2 separate regions of the Homo sapiens genome follow, and region 2 is linked to region 1. Evidence: chromatin contacts called from ENCODE Hi-C or POLR2A ChIA-PET data. All regions are on one chromosome and are shown on one strand. The core of a region is the stretch at or near the end of the contact, and the rest is flanking DNA. Distances in the headings are between cores, read along the strand shown.

Evidence for each region. Hi-C counts contacts between places; a loop is a spot of excess contacts on that map. ChIA-PET counts read pairs that join two places held with the same protein, here RNA polymerase II (POLR2A).
Region 2: a map of gastrocnemius medialis shows a loop between it and region 1 (4-fold over the local background). The contact joins two enhancer-like sites. A Hi-C loop is called at or near these places in 1 of 168 maps with a recorded cell type or tissue (gastrocnemius medialis). POLR2A ChIA-PET finds 5 or more read pairs at or near these places in 2 of 52 experiments (WTC11 and activated T-cell).

The regions. Positions count from the first base shown.
Region 1 is chr5:38,537,007-38,542,753 of GRCh38, reverse strand. The region is part of intron 1 of LIFR (LIF receptor subunit alpha); the gene reads left to right. Among named protein-coding and RNA genes, the nearest start is that of LIFR, 17 kb to the left of the region's middle. Within about 2 kb of position 2,178, at least 10 of the 41 ENCODE cell types and tissues checked have a DNase peak (open chromatin) inside an H3K27ac peak, as active enhancers do; they include gastrocnemius medialis, where a contact is called at or near this core.
Region 2 is chr5:38,165,139-38,170,885 of GRCh38, reverse strand. The region is part of intron 2 of LINC02107 (long intergenic non-protein coding RNA 2107); the gene reads right to left. Among named protein-coding and RNA genes, the nearest start is that of LINC02119, 20 kb to the right of the region's middle. Within about 2 kb of position 3,250, at least 3 of the 41 ENCODE cell types and tissues checked have a DNase peak (open chromatin) inside an H3K27ac peak, as active enhancers do; they include gastrocnemius medialis, where a contact is called at or near this core.

The DNA.
Region 1 (5,747 bases), core at 929-3,428:
TCTGTGCGGGAACACTGAGGCACCACAGAGCCTGACATGTTTACACATTTGGTGGAACTTAAGCACGGGGCCACTGTGAGGAGGTGCACAGAGATGGCACTGGGGACTTAGGCTGGCATGAAAAAGCTAGAGCCTCATGCCCTGTTCAACTTGGGACCTTTCCCTGTAGGCCAGGGAGAGCCATGGAGGATTCTAGGCATACAAAACTGAATTTGTGCTATGGGAGGATCAGAAGTCCTGAGACCGGTTAGAAGCATTGCCTTTGTGCAGGCTGAGGGAAAGAGGCCCCAACTAGGCCCGACTCTGGAGGTTTGTCCTTATTTACCTGGTAAAGTTGAGGGAGTGGCACAAGTGGTAGTCATAACTAGAGGCATCATGCTGCCTCTACCGTCTTCTATCATGTCCTTTTTATAAAGCTTCTGATTAAACTTACATAATAAAAAAGGATTTGTTATTTAAAGCTCTCAAACACAGATTTATTGATGCCTTACCCTCAAGTTGCTAAACGTTCAAGTGTCCCCACATGTGGGTACTTCTTCTATGAAATAGGTAGTAGCTGGCACTTATGGTGAGATGGGATTTACTAGAGTAAGATTTACATTGAGCAAGAATTTATGATGACTTGGGCAGTAATAAAACCAACAATCATAATTTATGTTTCATGTTAATACTTTGATATTAGATTATCTACTTATTTTTCAAACTAAAATGAATCCTCCAATTTTAATACCACTGGAGGACACGATTTTAGACATTATGTGTCTGATAAAGTGAGAAGACAAAAAAGTAGTCCTTCTTAATATTTTTATGGCCATCTTACAATATTGGCCCAGCTTATTAACCTTTTTTTGTGGTTTTCCCGTGTGTTGCTGCTAAATCATATCTCCTCCCATCTGTATTTGTTCATTTTCTGTGTGTTATTGTTATCAACATTATCATTTCATTTTGGACCCTGACATCCATGCTGAATTTATTTTATTGGATTTATTTATTAGAATCCTATTATTACACCCTGTATATTTGCTATTTTGCCCATTTTTTTCCATCCACAGATAAGTTGGATATGATTCCTATATCTTCATGCAACTCATTAATGAAGATACCAAGAAAAACAGAAGTTTTTGATATCTGTCTATATCACTTTTGTCCAGGTTGACATCATCCTATGAATTAGCACTCTGAGTAAGGTTGATCATGTGATAAAAGCAGCCTCTTCACTCTGTTTACACAGCTTGAATTTCTTTACCTTGCTAATACTCATCTTTCATGTATTAGAAAAGATTTTGTTCAAACAGAGATACATTTTGTTGTTTCTGATCCTTGCTTTTCCCAGTACAACAGCTTATCAAGTCGAGGCTAAGGATGGGCTGACGTGCATGGGTCTGAGGTTTTCTAGGATTCCTTTCTTAGTACTGTTGATCATCTTATCCAGGATCAGTTATCAAGCTCACAGGCCTCTGTGTCTGTAGGATTTTATTTCTTAACAAGAATGCCCCTTTCTGAAATAGCTTTGCCAAATATCAGTTATTTTAGGTGCTGTTATGTTTTTCATATGCTGTTCCACTCTTACATAGAAGATGTTTCACCTGCTTAGATGTTGTAGACCGTGGTCTGAAGCCAGAGCTAAAGGCTTTATTTTAGTTGTTGTTTTGAGAAGCATAATCTAAGATGATGCTTAAGATTTTGATATCTGGGGTTAAATAATGTCATAAAGAAAAAAATTTTGAATTATTTTGGAGTGGAAAGCTTCAGATTCTGACCCTAAAGAATGTTAAGAAAGCATTCAGGCACATTTTGGTCAACATCTGTGCATTGAAATCTAGGTCTTAAAACAGTTTATATTTTAAGATTATTTCAGCAGCAAGACAAGAATTTTTTAATGCCAGTACATTTTGTGACAGGTTAACTGGCTCCCTAAGAACTATATTTGGCTTGCAAATGTATTTTGTTTGGCCCACATAGTGTTTTTTTTTTAATTGGAATTAATTGCCAGCATTTAAAAATAAGGATATTTCATAATAATAATAATAAAAAAAACTAAAAAAGCAACAACCTGGATTTCCTGCCCTTTTGGAAAAACTGGAAGATCTGTGGCTGTACTGGCCGCTCGTCCTCTGTGGTGTAATACAGACACAAGGAGCTGGCGAGGGGCTGCCCGCCAGCCTGTGTCATGTGAATGGCTCCAGTCATTTCATCTGGCTGGCTCTTGGAGTATGTTTGAGTTTGCACCTGCTGAGTTGAGAGCTTAACCAATTAAAAGTGTACTTAGAGTTGGAAGGAGAACAGTAAGATGGCAGTTATTTTCCATTTGTTCTCTGAACATAGACTGTCTGATCTTTGTTATAATGTGATTAGTGGAAGTGCTTGGTAGAGCAGGTGGTGTTTCCCCCAGCAACAGTATTCACCGGACAGGTCGGGGGAGAGCTGAATTTCTAATCACATTGTACATCTACCAGTTTGTTCCTGCAGGTGACAAACAAGGTTTTCTGAAAACAAAACAACCGTAAGTTTCTTATGATACTTAAAGTAGGGAAAGCAGGTGCTGGGTCTTAGTTGTGTAATTTGAGAGCTAAGACCTGAGATGTTAGGTGATTTATCTGCGAGCCCCTACCTGTCACCTATTCAGTGGTAGAATAGGGACTGGAGTCCAGGACTCCTGACTCCAGCTTAGTTGCTCATTTTACAGTTTAGTATAATGGCCTGGAGCTGAGATTTGCAGTCAGAGTTGGCTACAGATCCCACTTTGCTCCTTACTAGCTGTATGACCTTTCTGTGCCTCAGTTTTCTTATTATAAAAAGAGGGAAATAATATGAATAATACCGACCTTATAGGATTGATATGAAAATTAAATCCAATTTTTCATTGAAAGAACTTAGAAAAGTGGCTGCTCCTTAATAAACAGTATTTAAATAATGCATAATATCTGAAATATATGTATAAATTATATTTTACATGGTAGAGTTAGCTAAAACCAGCTTGTTACCTAGATAGAATTATTGTGTAATTAGTATTTTTCCCCCTCCTAGAATTTAGAAAGGCCTTTAGGGATAGTTTTACTCTATGTATTACCCCCCCCAAAAAACCAAAAAAACTTCAATTTGAGCCAGTATTCTTTTTATTAATGAATTTTTGTATAGCAAACAGGTTCATTGAAAAGCATAAAGTTTGTCAGCTTACTCTTCAGAATGTAGACAAATAACTGAATGGTATGAAAATATTTTAAGTCCTCACCGAGGACTCTATTTGAATGGATTTGCTTCAGTCACCAAATAAATCTTGTACGTGTGGTGGATATAAAGCACTCCTAGACTATGGATTTTACAAAGATAAGGCTCTGATCTTAGCTTATAGTGGAAAAGAGGGTGGAAGGAAGGGAGAGAATGATTTCCATAATACCTGGTATGATAAGAACAATGCCTAAAGGGGAAATTGATGTCCAGTGGGAGCATAAACAGAGCACTGTGTCTGGTTGGACATAGTGGTCAGCATGAGAACCAAGAGGAAGGCCGGGCGCGGTGGCTCACACCTGTAATCCCAGCACTTTGGGAGGCCGAGGCAGGCGGATCACTAGGTCAGGAGATCGAGACCACGGTGAAACCCCGTCTCTCCTAAAAAATACAAAAAATTAGCCAGGCACAGTGGCAGGCGCCTGTAGTCCCAGCTACTCGGGAGGCTGAGGCAGGAGAATGGCGTGAACACGGGAGGCAGAGCTTGCAGTGAGCCGAGATCGCGCCACTGCACTCCAGCCTGGGTGACAGAGCGAGACTCCGTCTCAAAAAAAAAAGAGAGAACCAAGAGGAAGAGATGCCCCTAGGAAAGGAGTAGAGGAGGTGGAAGAAGATTGCGGAATAGACGTGTGAATTTTAGTGTGGACGGTTGTCTGAGCTGTTGGTGGGCCAGCCTTCTGATATTTGGCCTGGAGCTTCAAAGAATGATAGGGTTAGTGATATAGATGCTATTTAAAGCTTTGCAACTCACTATGGAAGATGGATTGTGTGAGGCCCTTGCCAGAGGGTTGTAAATTACGTATGCCAGAGAGTGAGGAGGGCCTCAGCCTCCAGAGCAGTAGAAATGGACTGGAGGGAGAGGATGGGGAAAGAGTCAAGGCATGTTTTAGGTAAAAGTGGCAAGTCAGGTGGGAGGTGTGAGGAAGAAGGAAGAGTCAGGGTTACTCAGAAGACACTGGTGCCATGGGCTAAGACGGGGCTACAAGAGAGCAGGTTTGGAGGGGAAAGTGAGCTTAATTCAGTACATCTGGAGTTTTTGAGGAATCTGAAATATCCAAGTGGATATGAAGCATCAGAATATTTTGTCATGCCTGAAGGAACCTTACTTGAGTGGATTTGTCTAAGTAAGCAAGAAATTGTCTAGTGAATGGTTAATCTGTAACTGGGAAGAGGCCAATCCTGGGAACACGGATTTGGAAGTAATTAGCATACAAGTGATGTTATAGCCACAAGCACAGATAATACTGTTCAGTCAGGAAGTGAAGGATAGAAGGAGCAGTAGGCTAAGGAGTCCCACCAAGGAAGCTAAGTAGGAATAGAATCTGAATGGCATCTCAAGTCAGTGAGAGAAGGAATGGATTACCTAATAAGTGGTGTTGGGATAAGTGGTAACCACTTAGAGGGAAACAGAAAAGGTGGGTCCTTGACTCAACTGTACACTGAAATTAATTTTATATGGCATGAAGCTTAAAATGTGAAACACCTTAAATGTACTTGAAGGCAACATCAGGACAATTTGCATAGTCCCGGCATGAGAAAAACCTTTATGGTTAGAAACCACAAAGGACAAAATAGAGAAATCTGATCTAGTAAGAGTTAAACAAAAGACTCACTGGAAAGTAAAAGCGATTGGGGAATCTATTTGCTATGTATGTAACAGAGTTAATATGCATATTAAGATTTTTTTTCTTAGCAATCATTAAGGAAATGATTAATGCCCAATTAGAAAAAGGAGCAAAAGAGAATAAACAGCTTATAAATAAAGCATTGCAAATTATCAATAAACATATGAAAGGATATTTTAATTACGCAATAAAAAGAAATGCCATTTATGGCCCAACAGAATAATTTTTTTTTTTAAAGACAATCCTTGGTATTAGTGAGAAGTACTGGGAAATGGAGATGTTCCTGTTTCTTTTTAGAGATAAGTTTTCGTCATGTTTTCCTGCATGTTAAAGATTTATTGGAGGAATGTTCTTCAGGTTGTTTAATAATAGAGCACTTCATCGTTAAAAGGGAAGAAACAAGTTCATTCGTTTGGTAGACTTTTATATTTATTGAAGACTGTTACATACCAGTCACTCTTATAGCGTAGTTGAAGTGGGATATGAGTAGTCAGATGTTACTCTAAAGTATGATAGCGTGAGTCCCGAAAGATGGAAGAATGGGAAATATAGGAGACATTGCAGGGGGCACTCCATTGGAGGCAGTGGTTTTGGGAGAGGCCTTGAGACCAAAGGGAATGTGGAGTGTTTGGGGAGCTGCTGCGGTATGGAGAGGAAGGGGTTCATGGCCGTCTCGAAGGGCTGTGCCCACAGTATGGAACTGGAACTGTGTGTTGAAACAGTGGAGAGCCTTTGGAGGATTTTAAGCATGGAAGTGATGTATTCAAACTTGTTTTGACATGCTGAGGTTCATAATGGACTGGCTCTTGAATTAACAGGGAAGTCCACACTGCAATGGAGATTACTAAAACTGACATGGAGGATCCTGAAAAAGAAAAACTTTGGAAGACAGTC
Region 2 (5,747 bases), core at 2,001-4,500, 370 kb after region 1:
AGCATGGTACTGGTACCAAAACAGAGATATAGATCAATGGAACAGAACAGAGCCCTCAGAAATAACGCCACATATCTACAACTATCTGATCTTTGACAAACCTGAGAAAAACAAGCAATGGGGAAAGGATTCCCTATTTAATAAATGGTGCTGGGAAAACTGGCTAGCCATATGTAGAAAGCTGAAACTGGATCCCTTCCTTACACCTTATACAAAAATCAATTCAAGATGGATTAAAGACTTAAATGTTAGACCTAAAACCATAAAAACCCTAGAAGAAAACCTAGGCAATACCATTCAGGACATAGGCATGGGCAAGGACTTCATGTCTAAAACACCAAAAGCAATGGAAACAAAAGACAAAATTGACAAATGGGATCTAATTAAACTAAAGAGCTTCTGTACAGCAAAAGAAACTACCATCAGAGTGAACAGGCAACCTACAAAATGGGAGAAAATTTTGGCAACCTACTTATCTGACAAAGGGCTAATATCCAGAATCTACAATGAACTCAAACAAATTTCTAAGAAAAAAACAAACAACCCCATCAAAAAGTGGGCAAAGGACATGAACAGACACTTCTCAAAAGAAGACATTTATGCAGTCAAAAAACACATGAAAAAATGCTCATCATCACTGGCCATCAGAGAAATGCAAATCAAAACCACAATGAGATACCATCTCACACCAGTTAGAATGGCAATCATTAAAAAGTCAGGAAACAACAGGTGCTGGAGAGGATGTGGAGAAATAGGAACACTTTTGCACTGTTGGTGGGAGTGTAAACTAGTTCAACCATTGTGGAAGTCAGTGTGGCAATTCCTCAGGGATCTAGAACTAGAAATACCATTTGACCCAGCCATCCCATTACTGGGTATATACCCAAAGGACTATAAATCATGCTGCTATAAAGACACATGCACACGTATGTTTATTGCGGCATTATTCACAATAGCAAAGACTTGGAACCAACCCAAATGTCCAACAACGATAGACTGGATTAAGAAAATGTGGCACATATACACCATGGAATACTATGCAGCCATAAAAAATGATGAGTTCATGTCCTTTGTAGGGACATGGATGAAATTGGAAATCATAATTCTCAGTAAACTATCGCAAGAACAAAAAACCAAACACTGCATGTTCTCACTCATAGGTGGGAATTGAACAATGAGATCACATGGACACAGGAAGGGGAACATCACACTCTGGGGACTGTTGTGGGGTGGGGGGAGGGGGGAGGGATAGCATTGGGAGATATAACTAATGCTAGATGACGAGTTAGTGGGTGCAGCACACCAGCGTGGCACGTGTATACATATGTAACTAACCTGCACAATGTGCACATGTACCCTAAAACTTAAAGTATAATAATAAAAGAAAAAAAAAAAGGAAACGGTTCTAATGTCCCAAATTGCCTCTCTAGCTGATACACAGAAGGGATATTCCCATAGAAACATGGTTAAGGGTAGTTGAAAGAATTAGTACCAACACCTAGCACTAATCCCTGTCGTCGTATAGGCGTGCAGTAAATGTTTATGGTTGAATTAGAATTGCAGTTCAGACTTCTTAATGCGCTAAGTAGACTATCAGTGTGCTGGCCAGGGAAACCACCCAGTACTTTCCTCACCCCAGTACTCACTCTGCTTGAACTACTCTGGCTTCTTGCTGTTCTAGAACACACCAAGTTCTCTCTTGTACAATCCCAGCCCTGTCCGACACCTTATTCCGCTTTCCTATTTTATTCCCTTCTATGGCGTTTAGCATTTAGGATCATCTGACATGTCATATATTTTACTTGCTTCTTTGTGTGTTGTCTGTCTCCCCTGACCAGGATATAAGCTCCCTGAGGACAAGGGTTTGTATGTGCTTTGTTCCCTGCAGATTTCCCAGCACATAGAATAGTGCAGGGCTTGTAGTAGTGCTCAAGATGTATTTGTTGAAGGAATGAATGAAGGAATTCATTTATAATGTTGTTTCTACAGACTTCTGGATTCAAACTAAAACACAAGCTAACTTTTGGAACACAAGTCAATTCATAAATAGACACTTGATGAATATTTTCTGAGCACTAATAATGAAATATAGAAACTTTTTACTATGTCATTTAAACTTAGTCTCACATAAGGTCGAACTCTGGGCCATCCACACCTTGAAACAGGTGCAGAGAAGGAGACTCACAGAGCCCAGCTAGTCAGCTTGAAGCTATGTGGGGACAGATTGAGTGGAAATTGAGGCAGGGAGGTCTGGAACCCAAAAGAGAAAAAGACATCCAGAGGGGGGAAAATCAATCCATCAGCTGTGGATACTGAGAATCTACTTTGAAACTAGGACTCTGCTGGGCACAGCGGGCCAGAAAAATTCTCTAATATGACCCCAAGGAGTTAAAAGTTGGCGGTGTGGAGGAAATTGTCAGGGAGACACACAAGACACACACAAAAAGGTTTGAAGCGCTAAACTGTACGTTACAATAAGAACTCCTGAAGGAAGAGGAGATTGGCTGTCTGGGGTTTTCAGAGAAGGCTCTTTGGAGGAGGTGGTCTCTAACCTTCAAAGGCAGGTGAGAGTTCTTGCCCCAGGGGGGAAGGGGAAAAGAAGGGCATATCCCACCCTGGGCCAGCAGAACTGGTGCTGCAGAGGCAGGGACCTGTGCTGCAGGCACAAAGCTCTGCACTAGCAAATCTAAAAATACCCACCCTGTCTAGTTTTTTCTTTCCCTCTTGGTCTCTTACTTTTCTTCTCACCCGCCTTCCTATTTTCTTCCTTCTCTGATGATCCTTTCTGCCAACCCTGGGACTCACTTTCTCATCTCTCCAGGGAATCTCTGACCAGCTGGAGGGGCCAAAACCTTGCAGGACTCCCCGCGGTTCAGGTACAGGTTGGCAGCAGCTCCGGAGTCCCCCACCCGCCTCGACTCAGTTCTTTCAAATGCCAATTAACAGGTGTCAGAAATGCTGGTCTGGGTAAGAGATCCATGTCTGCATAACAACCCAACTGTTTTGGCTCCCCACCCGTGAGCATAAATATCGTGGTGTTTGAGCCCTTGGGGCCTGTGGAGTTTACAAGTATGCTGTCAAGATCTCTTCATTGGGCTAGTGCTTGAAGTGCTGCCAAAAAGCGAGGGGACTCCTGTGCTTTTATGTGTTCCCAAGCACAGGCCGCCCTGGCTCCAGGAGGAGCCCTCTGGGGACCGAGTGTCAGTGTGAATCTCAAACAGCAAGCTGACATTCCGGTTGGGAGTGTGACAGTGCATGCCTGGGTGATGATGCCAGGGCGGCAGGTGACACGGGTCCACCACAGAGGGGGAGCGTAATTGGAGTGGCTTCTAGTTACATGTCCTCAGAGCTCTGAAGGATGGAATCAGGGTCGGAGGAACAGTTAGAAAATGATGTTACAAAATCCGGATATCCTGATCAAATTGAGACCACTGAGATGGAGCATTCAGAGCACAGATGATACCAGTGTTCCCAGAAAAGGCATCCAACATGGGCTCATCTAGGACTAATGACATTGCAAGCCAGAGATACAGACCACGGTCAACCAGTGAAATACACCCGCACACATGTGCACACGCACACACACACACACGTGGGCATCCATGTGATGGGCCCTAGAAGCCCAGAGGAACCCCGCTTTTAGGGCACTCCCCTCCCCCAGGCCTCACCACAGCCACTGAGGACCTGACTCTGGATAAACATCTGAAAACAGAGTGGCTGCCAGGGAGGAGAAAAAAGAGGAGAGGGTGGAATGGGATGGGCGGGGCATGGCGACAGGAAGAGCTCAAAAGATTCGCAAGTTGGGTGACTACCAAGGTCGGCTTGTCTCAGAGGGCAGCAGGGCCATGGCCTGGCGGGTGGTGGGGCAGCAGGCGTTGGCTGGCTTCTGCCGTGTGGGGCAGCATTTCTCCGCCTTCACCACCCCACCTCGGGCTCTGTTCAGAGGTCACATCTAGGAGAGATTCTTGGACCATTTGTCGACTTGGTTCCACCCCAACGAGAACCATATCAAAAGGCTGAGCACACTTGACCTCATCAGCTTTGGGCTCTGCACAGCAGGTTGGAAAAATCCCCAGTAAGAGGCCTCATGGGAGGACTACATCACTGTCCCCCTCGGGCCCAGACTGGTTATGCTTTGTAATAATTGTTCTAGAAACCTTGGTGGAAACGAGGAAAGCTTCCCGAATCTCCCCTAACTCTTTTGCCATTTGTCATAGAAGTCCAGAATATTCTAGATTTTATATTTGTGGGGACCAGCACCAGAAAGAGGCAGAGAAGTATACGGGATCACATACTTCTTTGGTGGTAAACCCCTGCCTCTTTGTCTCTATTACTCTTTCCATTAAATTCCTCCTTGTTCTCTTGGTCTTCTTTGTATCCATTAACTTATGGAGAAGATAACTTTCGATAATTAAATGTGTCCTTAGGAATATTTACTCGCCCCTGAGTTACATTAGAAACTCTGAGAACAGAGGAAGATGGCCTTTATTTCTTTGCTCCCTGGTCTGATTTAACTTTATGAGTCTCCATGCAGTGCCTACTCCATGAGCTGCTTTCCTGATTTGAGGGGAAAATACAGTCCACACAGACACTATCCTGAGAATCGCCCCGTGAGCCTTTCCAGAATCCCAAAGATGACGTACAGTCCTGCCCCTCAAATGTCAGGATTTGGAAGAAGTCGCCTGCCTCCAAGCGAAAGCCAGATGCCTGGAGAGGTGAAATAGGAAGCTCTCACAAGGATGAGATCAGATCTCTCTAAAAGAAATCTCGTTGGATGAAGACAGAAAACAAATAATTTCCCCCAACAGAGGAAAGCTATTTGTTTATCTGTTCCATGGGGGCCAGAGGACCTGGAGCTGTAAAATCTGAAGGCAGTGTATGTTTTAGAAAGTTGTCGATGGGATCATTTTTATTGTACAGTGCATGGCCCTAAGATGGCCAAAGGGGAGTGTCAGAGCCTCGAATCTTTCCCTTTTTTTGGGAGGCCACTCTGGGCAGACATTTCGCTGATCATAATCACTTTTATATGTAACTGGACCTTAATTCATTTGGTAGTATGAGCTACGGAAGGGCGGCACAGATTAGAGAGCTATGTCTGTAACTGACGAAATCTGCGCCTGGAGTGCATTTGTGGGGAAATTAAAAATAAAATGAAGCTCATCTGAAAAATGCGTGGACTGGAATTAGCCGTCTCCTGACCAGTCACGCATGGAACTTGTCGGAGATGACCAGGACAGAAAAGTGAGACCTGGGCAGCACACTGGGCTGCGCCGGCCGCCAGGATCTGGGGAACCTGTCATAATTTATAATGGATTATCTTAGGAAATAGATGAGGACAGCTTGTGTTCAGGAGCCAGGAAAGACTACTTTAGTTTAAAAAAAGGGGCGGTGCAGAAAACATGTCTCAAAAATGCATGACCCATTGTTGTTTGTTCTGCAAGATATTTAGTGTCTGGACTTGGATTGAATTAACTCATCAAATCCTCTGCTATGAACATGACATTTGGTGGCAACTAACATCGCCACACCAAGTAAATGGCACCCCTTGCCTGTGCTGGTGTTGAGACTCATGTTTGCAGCCCTCATTATAAGGTACATATCCAAATGTATTGGAATTTTTATAGTTAACACTTTGAGTTTCAAAGACTGGGGCTTACACACACACACACACACACACGCACACACATTGGACAGTATCTTCCCACTTTCCCACTATGACTTCTCTTTGATTTTCTTCCAGCATTGCC